Linked DNA regions of Homo sapiens: region 1 is linked to region 2. Evidence: chromatin contacts called from ENCODE Hi-C or POLR2A ChIA-PET data. All regions are on one chromosome and are shown on one strand. Each heading gives the region's core, a stretch centred on a gene start or an enhancer-like site at or near the end of the contact. The rest is flanking DNA. Distances are from core to core; before and after follow the strand shown.

What was found. A loop is a pair of places that touch in the nucleus more often than their neighbours do. ChIA-PET counts read pairs that join two places held with the same protein, here RNA polymerase II (POLR2A).
Region 1: a loop to region 2 is called in a map of esophagus muscularis mucosa, with 6 times the contacts of the local background. The contact joins two enhancer-like sites. A Hi-C loop is called at or near these places in 1 of 168 maps with a recorded cell type or tissue (esophagus muscularis mucosa). POLR2A ChIA-PET finds 5 or more read pairs at or near these places in 1 of 52 experiments (PC-9).

The regions. Positions count from the first base shown.
Region 1 is chr11:123,628,027-123,630,878 of GRCh38, reverse strand. It overlaps SCN3B (sodium voltage-gated channel beta subunit 3), which reads left to right. Exons shown (of 7, transcript NM_001040151.2): 7 at 1-1,691. Among named protein-coding and RNA genes, the nearest start is that of SCN3B, 25 kb to the left of the region's middle. Within about 2 kb of position 1,449, at least 8 of the 41 ENCODE cell types and tissues checked have a DNase peak (open chromatin) inside an H3K27ac peak, as active enhancers do.
Region 2 is chr11:123,157,414-123,160,263 of GRCh38, reverse strand. The region is part of intron 1 of CLMP (CXADR like cell adhesion molecule); the gene reads left to right. Among named protein-coding and RNA genes, the nearest start is that of CLMP, 36 kb to the left of the region's middle. Within about 2 kb of position 1,508, at least 5 of the 41 ENCODE cell types and tissues checked have a DNase peak (open chromatin) inside an H3K27ac peak, as active enhancers do.

The sequences.
Region 1 (2,852 bases), core at 200-2,699, 470 kb before region 2:
GCTGCTTCCTTTTCTTATTTTTTAGCTTCCATCTAACCATTGCCTATCTTGCCTGTCCTAATGTTCTCCATCTTCTCTCACCCCTAATCCCACTCACTGCTTCTCTACCACTTTGCTTTTTGGTGGATGCTAGCAATGTGCTTTGAGAGTCAGTCCTATTTTGGTTCTCTTTCTAGTTGGTTTGTACATCATTATTTCTCCTGAATTGCAATTAAACTCCTTCCTGGGAGATTTGATAATGACTGTAAATCAATAAGGTACTGTGATCACCAGCCTACTTCCAATCTCCACCCACCTCCCTGTCTCTTCCCATAATCCTACGAAAGACCCAGACTAGATGTCTGTTTCTCTGGAAGCTTTATCTGGCATGATGTTGCTTATTAAAGGGCTTAGAAGAGTTCTCAAGGGCTATTAATATCACTTTAGAAACCCCATCTGTTGTCTTGGTGCTGGATATTTCCCATGTCTGATCCTCAATAACACAATTCACTAAAGGCCAAGCTTGGCTCAATCTGATTTTCCCATTCTTACTACTTCACAGCCATGAATGTGATTGCTCAATCCAGTTGGCCCTGAGAGCACCTTGCCCTGCTGACCTTCACTGTCACCTCGGTCTTGAATCAGAGCCCCAACCCAAACACTCCCTGCCTGTCCCTACCCCAGCCTTTATTCTCACCACTTGTTTAACGGCATGACCTTTTAGTTTCTCCATTCCCAGACACCCACACACCCAGACTTCCTTCTGAGTTGCAGGTTTCTCCTTAGATGTCCAACTAGAAATATTACTAGGAAAGTTACTTTTCAAAGCAGGAATGTGCTGGGAAGTAGGAGACAGCAACTCCCTCCTCTCTCCCCAAAATTATTGGATCAAAAAAGAAATTCCATCCATCTCAGAATCTGTGAGTCCTCCTCACATAAATCTGAGGGAAAAGGCTGTGTCACTGCATCTTTGCAGGAAGAAAGAGAAGCAAGAGCTAGACACACTTCAGAATATATCTTAGTTTCCCCTTTCCCAGTTTAACATGAAAATGAAAAAAGAAAAAAATGAAAAACAAAAACAAAAGAAGCCTTCCTCTCACCTCATTTTGTAAATGAAAAATCCCTAATTCAGTGAATTCACCTAGTCACTGCAAATGTATCTGAATAGTGCTTGGTGTGCTTGCCAGTCTGATCATCCACTCATTCTACTAACATCTTTTTGCACCCACTCTGTCAAGCTCTAGCCTAGACCTTTAGTGTGCCATGCAGTCACAGGTCTGAAAAGCAGCATCATCCAAACCTTACTTAATCTCTAAAATCTCAGCTGGTGGACAGCTCATGATTAGTTCAGCCCACTTCCTCCCCCTTAGTTGAGTTTGCAGCAGGACGCAGGAGATAAGCACTTCCAAGCAAGTCTGATTTATATATCAAACTCGGTCTCCATCCCAGGCCAGCTGACCCTCAGAGCCAGCAATGCTCTGTGCTTCCTCCCTGCGTCACGGCTTGGCAAGAGCTGCCTCTGCTGAGCAGTGTGTGTGATGGAGACGGAGGCCGCTGAAGGCCGAGTGCTTGCAGGCTTGTGAACTGCCATCGAACACAATCCAAACTCTGGAAATGTTCCTGACCACCTAAGCCCTCAACAACGTAATGCCTGTATGTGCTGTTTTTCAGTAAACTCCTTGTTCATGTCAATAAAGTATCCCTGAAAACCACTGTCTCTGGTTTTGCTCTACTTACTAAGTGTGTCTGCACCATAGACTATGGCTTCCCCCAGCACCCCAGCCTGCTTCAAATTCCCATACCCAATCTGTGGATATGCATGAGAATGAAAACCATGTAATAGCCTTACATTAAACACACACTAAATGTGTGATCTAGCCTCTCCGCTTCCCTTTCCTCCTCTACCCCAATACAAAGGAATACAAGAGTCACTTATGTTCTTGCCTGACATCAAACAAGTTTCCTTACCAGGCATCGAGGAGCTCCCTGCAAGGCTGACCTAATGAAGGGAGGAGCCAATCTGGCTCTCAGCTCCACCAGTTTAGGTAACATAAAAGAAGAACATGGAGCAGTCTCTCAACATTCATCTTCCTGGAAGTGTTAAGGCCCGAAGAGGGAAAAGTTCTATAAGAAACCATCATCGGGATTCACAGTCCACCACAATCTCCTGCAACAACAGTACTACTCATCATAAGATTAAAAATCGGCCGGGTGCGGTGGCTCACACCTATAATCCCAGCACTTTGGGAGGCCGAGGCAGGTGGATCACCTGAGGTCAGGAGTTCAAGACCAGCCTGGCCAACATGATGAAACCCCATCTCTACTAAAAATACAAAAATTAGCCGGGCATGGTGGCAGGCACCTGTAGTCCCAGCTACTCAGGAGGCTGAGGCAGGAGAGTTGCTTGAACCTGGAAGGCGGAGGTTGCAGTGAGCTGAGATCATGCCATTGCACTCCAGCCTGGGCAACAAGAGTGAAACTCCATCTCAAAGAAAAAAAAAGGTTAAAAATCATCCCAACGCTTTGGTAAGCTGAGGCAGGAGGATCACTTGGGGCCAAGAGTCTGAGACAAGCCTGAGCAACATAGTGAGACCCCATCTCTAAAAAAAATATATAGCCTAGCATGGTGGTGTGTGCCTGTAGCCCCAACTGCTCAGGAGGCTGAGGTGGGAGGAACACTTGAGCTCAGGAGGTCAAGGCCGCAGTGGGCCATGAATGCACCACTACCTCCAGCCTGGGTGACAGTGAATCTCAAAACAAAAGAAAATATTTTAGTATAATACCAGCAGCCATACCAAGAACGATGTGTGTTTTAAATGTATTATCTCTGAAACACTGAGGCTTGGAGTGACAGATGGGGCATAAGGCCACAC
Region 2 (2,850 bases), core at 259-2,758:
CTGTTGCCCAGGCTGGAGTGCAGTGGTGCAATCTTGGCTCACTGCAACCTTTGCCTCCCGGGTTCAAGTGATTCTCCTGCTTCAGCCTCCCAAGTAGCTGAGACTACAGGGACGTGACACCATGACCGGCTAATTTTCGTATTTTTTAGTAGAGACAGGGTTTCACCATGTTGACCAGGCTGGCCTCAAACTCCTGACCTCCGGTGATCCTCCCGCCTCAGCCTCCCAAACTGCTGGGATTGCAGGCGTGGGCCACCGCACCCAGCCGGGATTATTGAAACAAATTCTTACCACCAGGGTCTGTTTTGTGGTTCTCCGAGCATTTAACAGCTTGTTACAAAAATAAAATTATCATCATCATCAGGCAGGAGGTCTTAAAAACAAACCAATGTGCTAGATGTAAACCAAAAAAATTGATACATTCCTCATTGTTCTTCCTTTTGGCTAGAAATTGAAAATAATTTTTTAAAGCAACAACTATTAATTGACTGAGAGGATTGGCAGAGAATTATGGAAAACACCTACTCATCCCTGCAGACTCAAGGTGCCACAGCCATCCTCCAAAAACCACCCTTCCTGTGTGCCCCCTGGGCCTCCCGCCACCTCACTGCCTTGTACGTGTCAGTTGCCCCTCCCTTATTCTGTTAAGTGTGAGATAATTATGCCAAGATTGAAATAGTAAGGCTAACATAAATTAAAACTGACACAGCACACCAATTTTATGCATTCCTTGACTCCAACCAGTAAGTGACAGGTTCTCATGTTCTCATTCAGATGCTGCCCACACTCATATGCTGCCTGGAGGGTACCCCAGGCTTGCCTGCCCACAGGAGACCTGAGAAGACACACTGTAGCCTCCTCACCCACCGCACCTGTTTCTTCCTCCTCCTTCCTGTCACATGCAGGCTTGCCCCATCGCCGGGCCAAGCGCAGCTCCGTCTTAGTAGCCTGCAAGCTCCCACGTGGACTAATTCCGTAATCTACTATGAGCACATTCTGGAAGGCTGATATTTACCTTCTCACTGAAAGTAACTGTTAAACTATTTCCGGGAGAGACTGGGTTTTTGCTGGGCTTTCCAAACACCATTTTAGGTATTTTTTAAATAACATACACACATCCAATTTTAAGCACAATGATTTCTTTAATGCTTTGACGGATCTTTGGCTTTTCTCACATTTTCGAAATGTCTTAGAACTAGGCCTACATAGCAACTACTTCATGAACTGCTTAAGGGAGGTCTGACTTATATTTGACTCCCAAGTGCCTAGCACAATCCCTGGCACATAGAAAGGGGTTCAGTGCATTAGACATAGAATAGCAATGGTCATAGATAATATTCACTGAACATTCTCTCTATGCCACACATCGAAGCCCTCGATGCAATTATATTATTCAATCTTAGTAATGACTACCTTGTGTGCTGTGTATCACTAGCACCACCCTTTGTAAATGAAAACAACCTGGGGCTCACAGGGGTGAAGAAACTTGCCCAAGTTCAACAGCCAGGAAGTGACAAATCAGATTTCAAACCCAGGTCTGTCTAGTTCCAAAGCCCCTGTGTTAAACTCAGCACAGCATAAGGACAACAGTTGAACTAACCCTGATTTTAGAGACTGTAAATAATCAGATAGTCTCCTGGCTTTGTGGTCTACTGCAAAACTAAAATAATACACCCAACAGCATGACAAGTGTGGGAAAACAACGAGCAGTGCCCTTTTAAAGGGGGAGACAGTGAGGCCCATAGAGGAGGGCAGGTCCACCCAGGGCTGCAAAGGCATCAGGCCAGAGCAGCACAGTCCCTGGAGTCCCCAAGACTGATTTCTAACATTGGAGGAGACTGGCACTCAAACCTTCCGCCGATCCTGAATTCGCCACCACTGTTCTAGCCATTAAACAGCCTTCTCCAGGAGAGAAGCATTTTATTAAGATTGCAGCATTCTATTATCTAGACGCATTGAGAGTTAGCTGGATAACTCATTAAAAAGGATTGCATCCACTGATTGATGGGATGGCAGACTATAATTGGAAGGGCACTTAGAGGCTGAGAGGCAGTACGTGACTTGCCTGAGATCCCAGTGCAGACCAGTGGCCAATATTAGAGCCCCAGCCTAACCGTGCAATAGGGGCACTTTGCATCTTCCTGCCCTGACAAAGGCTTGCTGGGTGTCGGAGTTTGAGTGAAGCAGTACAGAGTACTTTTCGGGTGGATTGAGTAATGTGTGTGAAAGCCTGGGAGAGCGAAACTGGGGGTTTTGTGCAGAAGAGAATGGGTTGGAAGCAGCAGGAAAAAAATAATGTAATAAAGAAATGGCTGTGGGGAAGGCAATGGGGCAGTACTGTGTTGGTTCCAAAATATCACTTAGAAGAAGAAAACGGCCCCCAACTCTCTCCCCAGTGCTGAAGGGCAATGGAACCACTTGCACTTAACATCCAAAGACCAGCGTCCCGGTCTCTGCTCCGTTACTTACACGCCGTGAACCCAGGCCGGTAACTCCACTTTGGGCCTTCACTACTTCTTTTTTTTTTTTTTTTTTTTTTTTGAGTTTCACTCTTTTGCCCAGGCTAGAGTGAAGTGGCGAGATCTTGGCTCACTGCCACCTCTGCCTCCTGCCCCACTCGGGGTTCAAGTGATTCTCCTGCCTCAGCCTCCGGAGTAGCTGGGATTATAGGCAACTACCACCATGCCCAGCTAATTTTGGGGGTTTTGTTGAGACAGGGTTTCGCTCTTGTTGCACAGGCTGAAGTGCAATGGCGCGATCTCGGCTCACTGCAACCTCTGCCTCCTGGGTTCAAGTGATTTGCCTGCCTCAGCCTCTGGAGTAGCTGGATTAGAGGCATGTGCCACCACG